3 separate regions of the Homo sapiens genome follow, and all the other regions are linked to region 1. Evidence: chromatin contacts called from ENCODE Hi-C data. All regions are on one chromosome and are shown on one strand. Each heading gives the region's core, a stretch centred on a gene start or an enhancer-like site at or near the end of the contact. The rest is flanking DNA. Distances are from core to core; before and after follow the strand shown.

The links. Hi-C counts contacts between places; a loop is a spot of excess contacts on that map. Pooled maps may share reads with other maps.
Region 2: a loop to region 1 is called in a map with no recorded cell type, with 27 times the contacts of the local background. The contact joins two enhancer-like sites. A Hi-C loop is called at or near these places in 2 of 37 single-sample maps with no recorded cell type and 2 of 50 pooled maps.
Region 3: a map with no recorded cell type shows a loop between it and region 1 (10-fold over the local background). The contact joins the promoter of JAK1 here to the enhancer-like site in region 1. A Hi-C loop is called at or near these places in 2 of 37 single-sample maps with no recorded cell type and 1 of 50 pooled maps.

Annotation. Positions count from the first base shown.
Region 1 is chr1:61,317,719-61,320,309 of GRCh38, reverse strand. All of the region lies in intron 3 of NFIA (nuclear factor I A), which reads right to left. Among named protein-coding and RNA genes, the nearest start is that of NFIA-AS1, 65 kb to the right of the region's middle. Within about 2 kb of position 1,314, at least 13 of the 41 ENCODE cell types and tissues checked have a DNase peak (open chromatin) inside an H3K27ac peak, as active enhancers do.
Region 2 is chr1:56,524,346-56,526,936 of GRCh38, reverse strand. It overlaps PLPP3 (phospholipid phosphatase 3), which reads left to right. Exons shown (of 6, transcript NM_003713.5): 3 at 2,383-2,591. Among named protein-coding and RNA genes, the nearest start is that of PLPP3, 54 kb to the left of the region's middle. RefSeq lists an enhancer at 927-1,206. Within about 2 kb of position 1,301, at least 7 of the 41 ENCODE cell types and tissues checked have a DNase peak (open chromatin) inside an H3K27ac peak, as active enhancers do.
Region 3 is chr1:64,965,261-64,967,851 of GRCh38, reverse strand. It overlaps JAK1 (Janus kinase 1), which reads left to right and starts at 1,303. Exons shown (of 25, transcript NM_002227.4): 1 at 1,303-1,519. RefSeq lists a silencer at 1,079-1,958.

The DNA.
Region 1 (2,591 bases), core at 65-2,564:
ATGTGGGTCACAATACTTTGAAGTTTGCTGGCCTAGCACAAAGTATTTTAGAAGTACCAGAAAATTCTTTGTGAAATGTAACAGAATGAATTAGACTGTTCAGGCCATGTCGTGTTAGCACAATGGAGGAACACTTTTAAGACTTTAAAGTCATGTAATGCAATTCTAGGCTGGATTTTTCTTGTTTAAAAAAAAAAAAGAAGTAGAATGGGAGTGGTTGGAAGAGAAAAGGGCCAATATTTGACAACAGAAATCAGCATAACCTTTTAACTGCAGCAGCCATGGGTGACTGCCCTTTGACCTTGGAAGATTATGTGAGATTTCAATGACAACAGCTGGAAGTGAGCATGTGTGAATAGAGAACACAGATCTGAGGCCTGGTATAAAAGACTGCACAATCTCTGCCCAGATCAGAGTGCTGATTAGAAATTGTTTCCTGGTCCTGGCTTAATAGAGTGTGATCATGAAAGTTGGTGTGTGTGTGTGTGTGTGTGTGTGTGTGTGTGTGTGTGTGTGTGTTTAATTCTTCCAGGAAGAAATCATTGGTGGATTTCTTCCATATCCATTCTACTTCTTCAGCCCCTTCAAATCTTCAGGATTTTCATATAAAACAGGCTCCTCTTTCTTCGAATAAAACCTTCGCTCCTTTTTGTAGACAAAATATCTTTAAGTTATAGAGTTCTCTCCTTGAGTTTTAAAATAACCTCTACTGGGGCATTTCACATAGGTTATCATTATTTTTTGTTTAAGGATCTGTCACTCGCAAACAGACAGACACACACAGACACACAGCTTGAATAAGGACTCAGTTAAAGTGGGGATCTTACTTCTCTCATCTTTCTGATTCTACCATTTGTACAATGTATGACATATGGTGGGTACTCAGTATATCTGTGATGAATGAACACAGAAATGAAACATCTATTCTTAATAGTTTTTTCCTTTCATTCTTGAGATGTAATGGAAGATTCCTGCTACTACACAAACATATGTATAATTTCATCTTTTTTTCAACCAGCTTCATATATATTTTACCAATTTTTTAGTGAAGTCTTTAGGTGTAGTTTGCCAAACATAAACACAAGAGAAAGATTAGTAATTACTTCCTTTCCAAGGCAAGGTAACTTAGTCCAGTAGATACAGGCTACCTGGTGAATGTGGTAATTTCCATGCATAAAACCCTCAATGAATTATATTCACTGGGCTGAAGTACATGTACACTGACACAGATGCACTCTCAGATTCCTACACAGGACTCCATACTTGCTGACACTGCTCTGAAACCACCAGAATGATGCCATATGATTACTGAAAGGGCACTGGGTTATGACTCATTTACGTTGTTTTGGTTTTACCATACACTCTATCTTACCTTCTATTACTCTGGATTTTGCTAACTCTTTTAGCTCTGGATTTTGCTAACTACTCTAGTTTCTATATCAAATTAGCTTCGGTAGAAGGTGGCCTTTCCTCTATGCAAATACCTTGAGTCGGGCAAAAACCAACCTGGCTGAACAATAAAGGACAAGGAGAAGAAACTGGCGAAACTGTCTTCCAAATCAGACATGGGTCATCTGCCTCCATCCTTCTATAGCAACTCTAGATGTTATTCCAAACAAGCCACAGGACAGATTGTTTTTTCAGAACAGACCAAATCCATTTGCTGTTTCAAAATTCTATAAACAAAGCATTAAGGAATTCAATTCCCAGAGCAACTATATGGGTGTTGGCTTTAGTTTCATGGGAGCGTCTGCCAAGCTCACATATTTGTAGAACTATTGGTTTAGAGTGTCCTTTGCAGCTCAGAGCAGGAGGGACCATTGCTTGTGATCTCAATTCACTTTAAGGACTGGGTCTTGCTGGTGACAGGTATACATGATAAATGTTCCAGAAGGCTGACCTAATTTCCGTTGAAGTGAGTGTTTTGCTAAGAACATTCCCTCAAAGTGTCAGCTTGCAACCACGGATTCCAACATGCCGGGGTCCATTCTCCTCAGCGACTTATTACCATTGCTTGTAAAACTTCCCTTAAAATGAAGTTAATTTTGACTTATTTATCCACCTTCTCCAGACTTAGTTTTGAACTTAAGTAAGTTATATATCTAATGTAAAATATGTAATTATCAAACATAGTAAGTTTCATAGTTTTTAGTTGTTTGTGATCTGAAAAAAACAAATACTCAGGGCTAAATATGAATCGGGGTGAATTTGCAATGTACTTGTCTTTTCTCTTGTAAAGGGATCTATATGGCAAAATGTTCATTCATCTTTCAAAAATCATATTTCCAAGATATTATTTATTTACAATAAAGTAGGAGGGGCAGTATTACAGAAATTATAATTCCAAAATCCTAAGCCTCAATTTCCACACCTGTAAAATGACACTAATGATTATACTTACTTCATAAGTTTGTCATTAGGAATAATGAAATAGTACACTTAAAATGCTTAGCAAAGAACCTAGAACACAGAATGTGTTCAAAAAATGATAACTGTTATAAATAACAAACATAATCTTTATATCTTAGATCTTCAATCATACAGGGAATTTTTAACAGAAAAAATTAAGAAATAACCACATTCTTTTCACA
Region 2 (2,591 bases), core at 52-2,551, 4.8 Mb after region 1:
TGTAGCAGTGTCTGGTTCAGGGAACCAGAGAGCAATCTGAGGTCAGGGATTTTATCTGGGGCCTTGGTTCTGCTCCCTGCTTCTGGTGTCATCTCTGAGCAAGTAACTTTCCTCTGCCATTGCTTATTACCTGTGCTTGGTTGGCAGGCTAGTGGTGGATGGTGGACGTAGCCCAGGAAAGTTGAGAATAAATGTCATTGCAGTTATGAAGTCATAAATCAGAGTCTAGCACCCTCGTTTTGCAAATGCAGAAACCAATTTATCCCAAATTCACTAAACAAGTAGGGACTTGAACCTCGGCTACTTGACTCCTAGTTCAGTGCTCTTCCTCCTGCATAAAAAATCTCATATGACTTATAAATAAGGAAGAATAAAAAAGATTAAGAGAACATGATTGTGGTAATAAACATCTGGAACTTGTTTGCCTGTGAGGTTACATAGGGTAAATGTATAAACAGGTTCAAAAGGGGAATTAGATCATGAATGGTAGGAAAGAATGCTGGGCAGGGAGTCAGTGCACCTGGGTTTAATCTTTAGATGGGAGCTAATTTGGACCTAAGTTTCTTCTAAATATAATGGTCCCTTTCATTAATGACTTGCCATGCTTCCTGGAGTTTAATCTCTGCAACGTGTTATCAAAGCATTCTTGGTAATGTTGAGGGGATACTTCCAATTTTGTAATAAGGCAACTCTGAGGACTACCGTCCTGCTCCCTTTCCTTCATTTGTTCCTTCAACTGATAGTCTTTGAGCATCTATGCAGGGTCCCATACTAGTTTTGCTCTCTCAGGAAACGGCTATGCCAAGATGCTGGCTAGAGTGGCCTTTGCCTATGTTCCTCTAATACAGAATTGTACTCAATATGTTCTGGGAAAACAAAATGTAGCTCTTATATATAAAGCATTTATGAACACAGAGTCACTGTGTCAATGTTGGCAGTGATAATAGCTGTTCTCACTGCTGCACCTGTTTGTCCCTGGGCCCAGCTGGTGTTTCCTTCCTACGTGGTCGTCCTCCCCCAGACTTTGGAGCCCTTGAGGACCTTGATCAGACCTCATGCCTTGATGCTTTCCTCCACTGTAAAAGAATATTGGGAGCCTTTGCAAAGGAGTGTCCGGATATGCCAGACTATTGCTTCCCTTGTGGCTGTGCACATGCTCTCTTCCCTCTGAAAGGGCAAGTGTAACTCATCATCCTGCCCTGGGAGGAAGTGTGAAGGGACTTTTGTGGTGAGTGATGAGTTGACCATCACTGTCTCTGGGCTGTGGTTACAAGCAGGAAGTGGCCATGGCTGGGCTGTGGAGTTAAGACAAAGGCAGCAGGGTGTGTGGTTGTGCACATCATAGGCATTTACCTTACAGAACATCAGCTGTCCCCCATCCTTAATGTAAATGATGTCACTATATCTATCTTGAGCATCAGGATTTCGTGACATAAAGAATATAAAAGCAATGTCTGGTATATAATAGGTAATCAGTAATTGGTGGATTATTTTCAGTAGTGATAAATCTCCTCTAAGCATCATATCATAGATACAGTATGAAAATCAAGAAAGATTTGAGAAGGATCGTCAGGCTCAGAGAAGACAGCACAGGCTGACTGGAGGAAATTCACAAACACTGAAGGGCATCGTACTACAAGTTTCTTAGTTGTTAGACTGGTATTCTATTCATCACACTCTGCTTCTAAAAAGTAAAAGCATCACTTTCTGTGATCCAGGTCATTTCCCATTCATGTTATCCTATTTGAACCAACAACTGCAAAGGTGAGCAGCCTCCTTTTATGGAGCAGAAGGCCAAAGCTTGGAGGATGTAGATTATTGCTGAAGGATACCAGATTGGTGGCAGAGTCTGAATTCCCCAGGACTTAACCATGGTGTGTCCAGCTCTTCTTACAGAAACTCTCACCATGGCCAATGTCAGCACAAGGCTGAGGCCCTTACTAGAGTCAGGTCATTGTTGGTGATCCTTTACCCCAAATCTCAGAATCTCGAGATTTGCTCAGACCCTGTGACATCATAGCTACCCTTTACCTTGTCGTTGATTCTTCATTTAGTATTTCTTTTCTATAGTTAAGTTCTTGTCTCTCCCTTAAAAAAAAAGATACACACACACACACACACACACACACATACACATATATACATATAAATATATTTGGTTGTATATTTTTGTTGTTACAAAGGGGCTTAAAACACCCAACTATATTAGCGCTTTGATCTTTTCTTCTGTGCATATTTGTGTCTGTATATTTCATAAATAGAAAATTAGGACACTCCTTTGCAAATACTGAATATTCTCCTGTGTTGTTGAATATCCGTTACGGCATCAGTGTTGATGATGAATCTTGATACTGCCTAATTCCCCTGTTGGATTCCTTTTAGATCATCACGGGGGAATTCTACCGGATCTATTACCTGAAGAAGTCGCGGTCGACGATTCAGAACCCCTACGTGGCAGCACTCTATAAGCAAGTGGGCTGCTTCCTCTTTGGCTGTGCCATCAGCCAGTCTTTCACAGACATTGCCAAAGTGTCCATAGGGCGCCTGCGTCCTCACTTCTTGAGTGTCTGCAACCCTGATTTCAGCCAGAT
Region 3 (2,591 bases), core at 54-2,553, 3.6 Mb before region 1:
CCCTGTCTGCTCTGATCTCCGGTCTTCTTTGGTCCTCTTTTCTGTACTTCTGGAAGGCACTTTGGAGATCCTTTTGTCTGCTGCTCCACTGAGAATTGAGTCAACTAAGAATTGTTTAGGGCAACACAGGTGGTTACTGGTGGAGGCCAAACCTCAAATTCAGTAGTCTAATTCGGATGCTTGACTTTATTCCACACCCAGAATATCTTGCTCAGTTTCAGTTGCAGTAACTCAAGTGATCAGGAACTGTCCAGCAGGGTTAGTGAAGTCAGCACAGGTGGGGCAGCCTCTGTCCACAGCCCTGAAGCTGCAGAATTCTGACCGTGCACGGCCTCGGAGGATTTTCATCCAGGGATTGTCAGGGGGAAGTCGCTGGAGTGTTTTAAGCATGGGAGTGTGTGGAACAGATTTGAATTTTTAAAAGTTCATTGTAGAGAATTAATTGGGGGCTGGAGTGAATGGAGTGACGATTTAAGAGATGTTCGTGGTCCCTTCAGGTGAGAGATGGTGGCAGCTCGGACCGTGTTGCCGGAACATAGACAAGTGAACTGATTGGAGAGATACCTAAGGAAATAAAATTGTTAGGATTTGTCCGTGGACTGCCTACGAAGTATGAATCTTGGCTACAGTGTGACCTTGATTAAGACACTAAAGACTTAATTTGTTCCTCATGGATAAGATGATGCTACTACTTTGAGAGGTTATTAGTAAAAAATGAAAAGCGCTGTACATGCATTAGGTATCAGTGAATGTAGTTCTAATTCCTATTATGCATATGCTTTTTTTTTTTTCGTAAAGAGCTTTTAAAATACGGAATGGGTTGGATCTGCAGTAGCTTGTCCAAGCTGGGGGCTGTATTGTTAAATTCTTTTTAGTCTAGTGCTCCACTAGCTCCTCTCCTACTGAGCTGGGGTAAGAAGCGGAGCGTATACGGAGGAGGCGGGATGCATTTCTGCATCGAGCGCACAAAGGTGTGGCGGAGGGGGCTCCAGAGCTGGGAGGGGTCAATCTACGGGCGAATCCTGGCAATTTTACTCCCCGCGATAGATGACCTCGCGTCCTAGATGAGTTTCTAGATTCTAGAATCTAGAGGACGCGGTGAACAGAGACGAGTGGGGGCAGCTTCGCGAGCGAAGCCGGATGGGGGCGGGGCGGGTAGGCCGGAGGCGCAGAGTCTCCGCCGGGACCGCGACCCCGCCCCGCTTTCCGGGGCTGCCGCTGGTGACGTCGCGAGGGGGTGGGCCCGGCGGCCACGGGGGTGGGGCCGGCCGCGGGGCGGGGCGGGGCGGGACGGGAGGCGGTGCGTCGCTGAGCGCAGGCCGCGGCGGCCGCGGAGTATCCTGGAGCTGCAGACAGTGCGGGCCTGCGCCCAGTCCCGGCTGTCCTCGCCGCGACCCCTCCTCAGCCCTGGGCGCGCGCACGCTGGGGCCCCGCGGGGCTGGCCGCCTAGCGAGCCTGCCGGTCGACCCCAGCCAGCGCAGCGACGGGGCGCTGCCTGGCCCAGGCGCACACGGAAGTGGTGAGTGTCACCGGGGGAGGTGGAGGAGCCGGGGCGGCCGCGGTCGGCAGGCGAGGGGCGCGCAGCCCGGACTGGCCGGAGGCGCGGCCACCGCTCTTGGTCGGTCCTTAGGCTGCGCGGCCCGGGCTGCTCCTGAGCGCAGCTCAGGACCCCGCGGCTCGGGCGGGGAAGGCGGGGATTTCCAGCCCCGCGGAGCCGGCGGGCGGCGAGGAGGTCGCCGGGCGGGGGCCCCCGGCCGGGAGAAGAGCGGTTAAGCCAGGCCGCCCCCTCCCCCAGCGCGCACGGCAAGTTTTCATAAACAAGCCCGGAGCGCGCTGTCTGACATCCTGTTTATACCACCCCGAGATACAGGCGCGGGCTGGAGGGCTGACGTCCCTAGCTCCTTGTACCGCGAACTTGACCGCCAGCTCCCGGCCGGGGTGGCAGCGCAGAAAGGTTTTCTTCTTCGGCCCCAGGAAGGAGGCTGAGGGTCTTAGCTTTTTTCCTTCCTTGCGGTCTCAGCGAGGGAAAGTTTCTGGGATTTGGAGCTGGGTGTTGGGCGTCCGCGAACTCGGGAAACGCCCCCTCCCCTCTTAGGTTCTGTTAGGAACCAGGCCTCAGGTAGCCAGCGAGAAGTGGGAAAGGAGACCCTGGGCGAGAGGACCAGGGAAGGGGAACAGTGGGAGAGAACTACCCGGGGAATTGCGAATCCCACTGGAAAGGGACTGATTAACCGAAACTGGGGCTGGTCTCTGGCTCCCTCACTCCAACTCCATCCGCGCATCGTCGGCGACCGGGAGCATCGGAGGACTAATAGACACTCCTCCAAAGTCACTCCCCAGGGTCCCTGGGATGTGGGCTCCTTGGATGTGTGTTTACCACGGAACTTCTAGATAAAAGATGCGATGTTTGCCAGGTGTTTGTGCACACGTTTTTTGGAGGGTTTGCACTCCATGATTTCCTGTGTGTTCCTGGGGAAGGGGACCCCGTCCTTCCTGCCACTCTTCTTACTACGTGGCTGTGAGCTGCCTTCTGCCCCTGGTTGAGTACATCGCTATACATGTCATTGACACTTTTCCCCCCAAGTCATAGG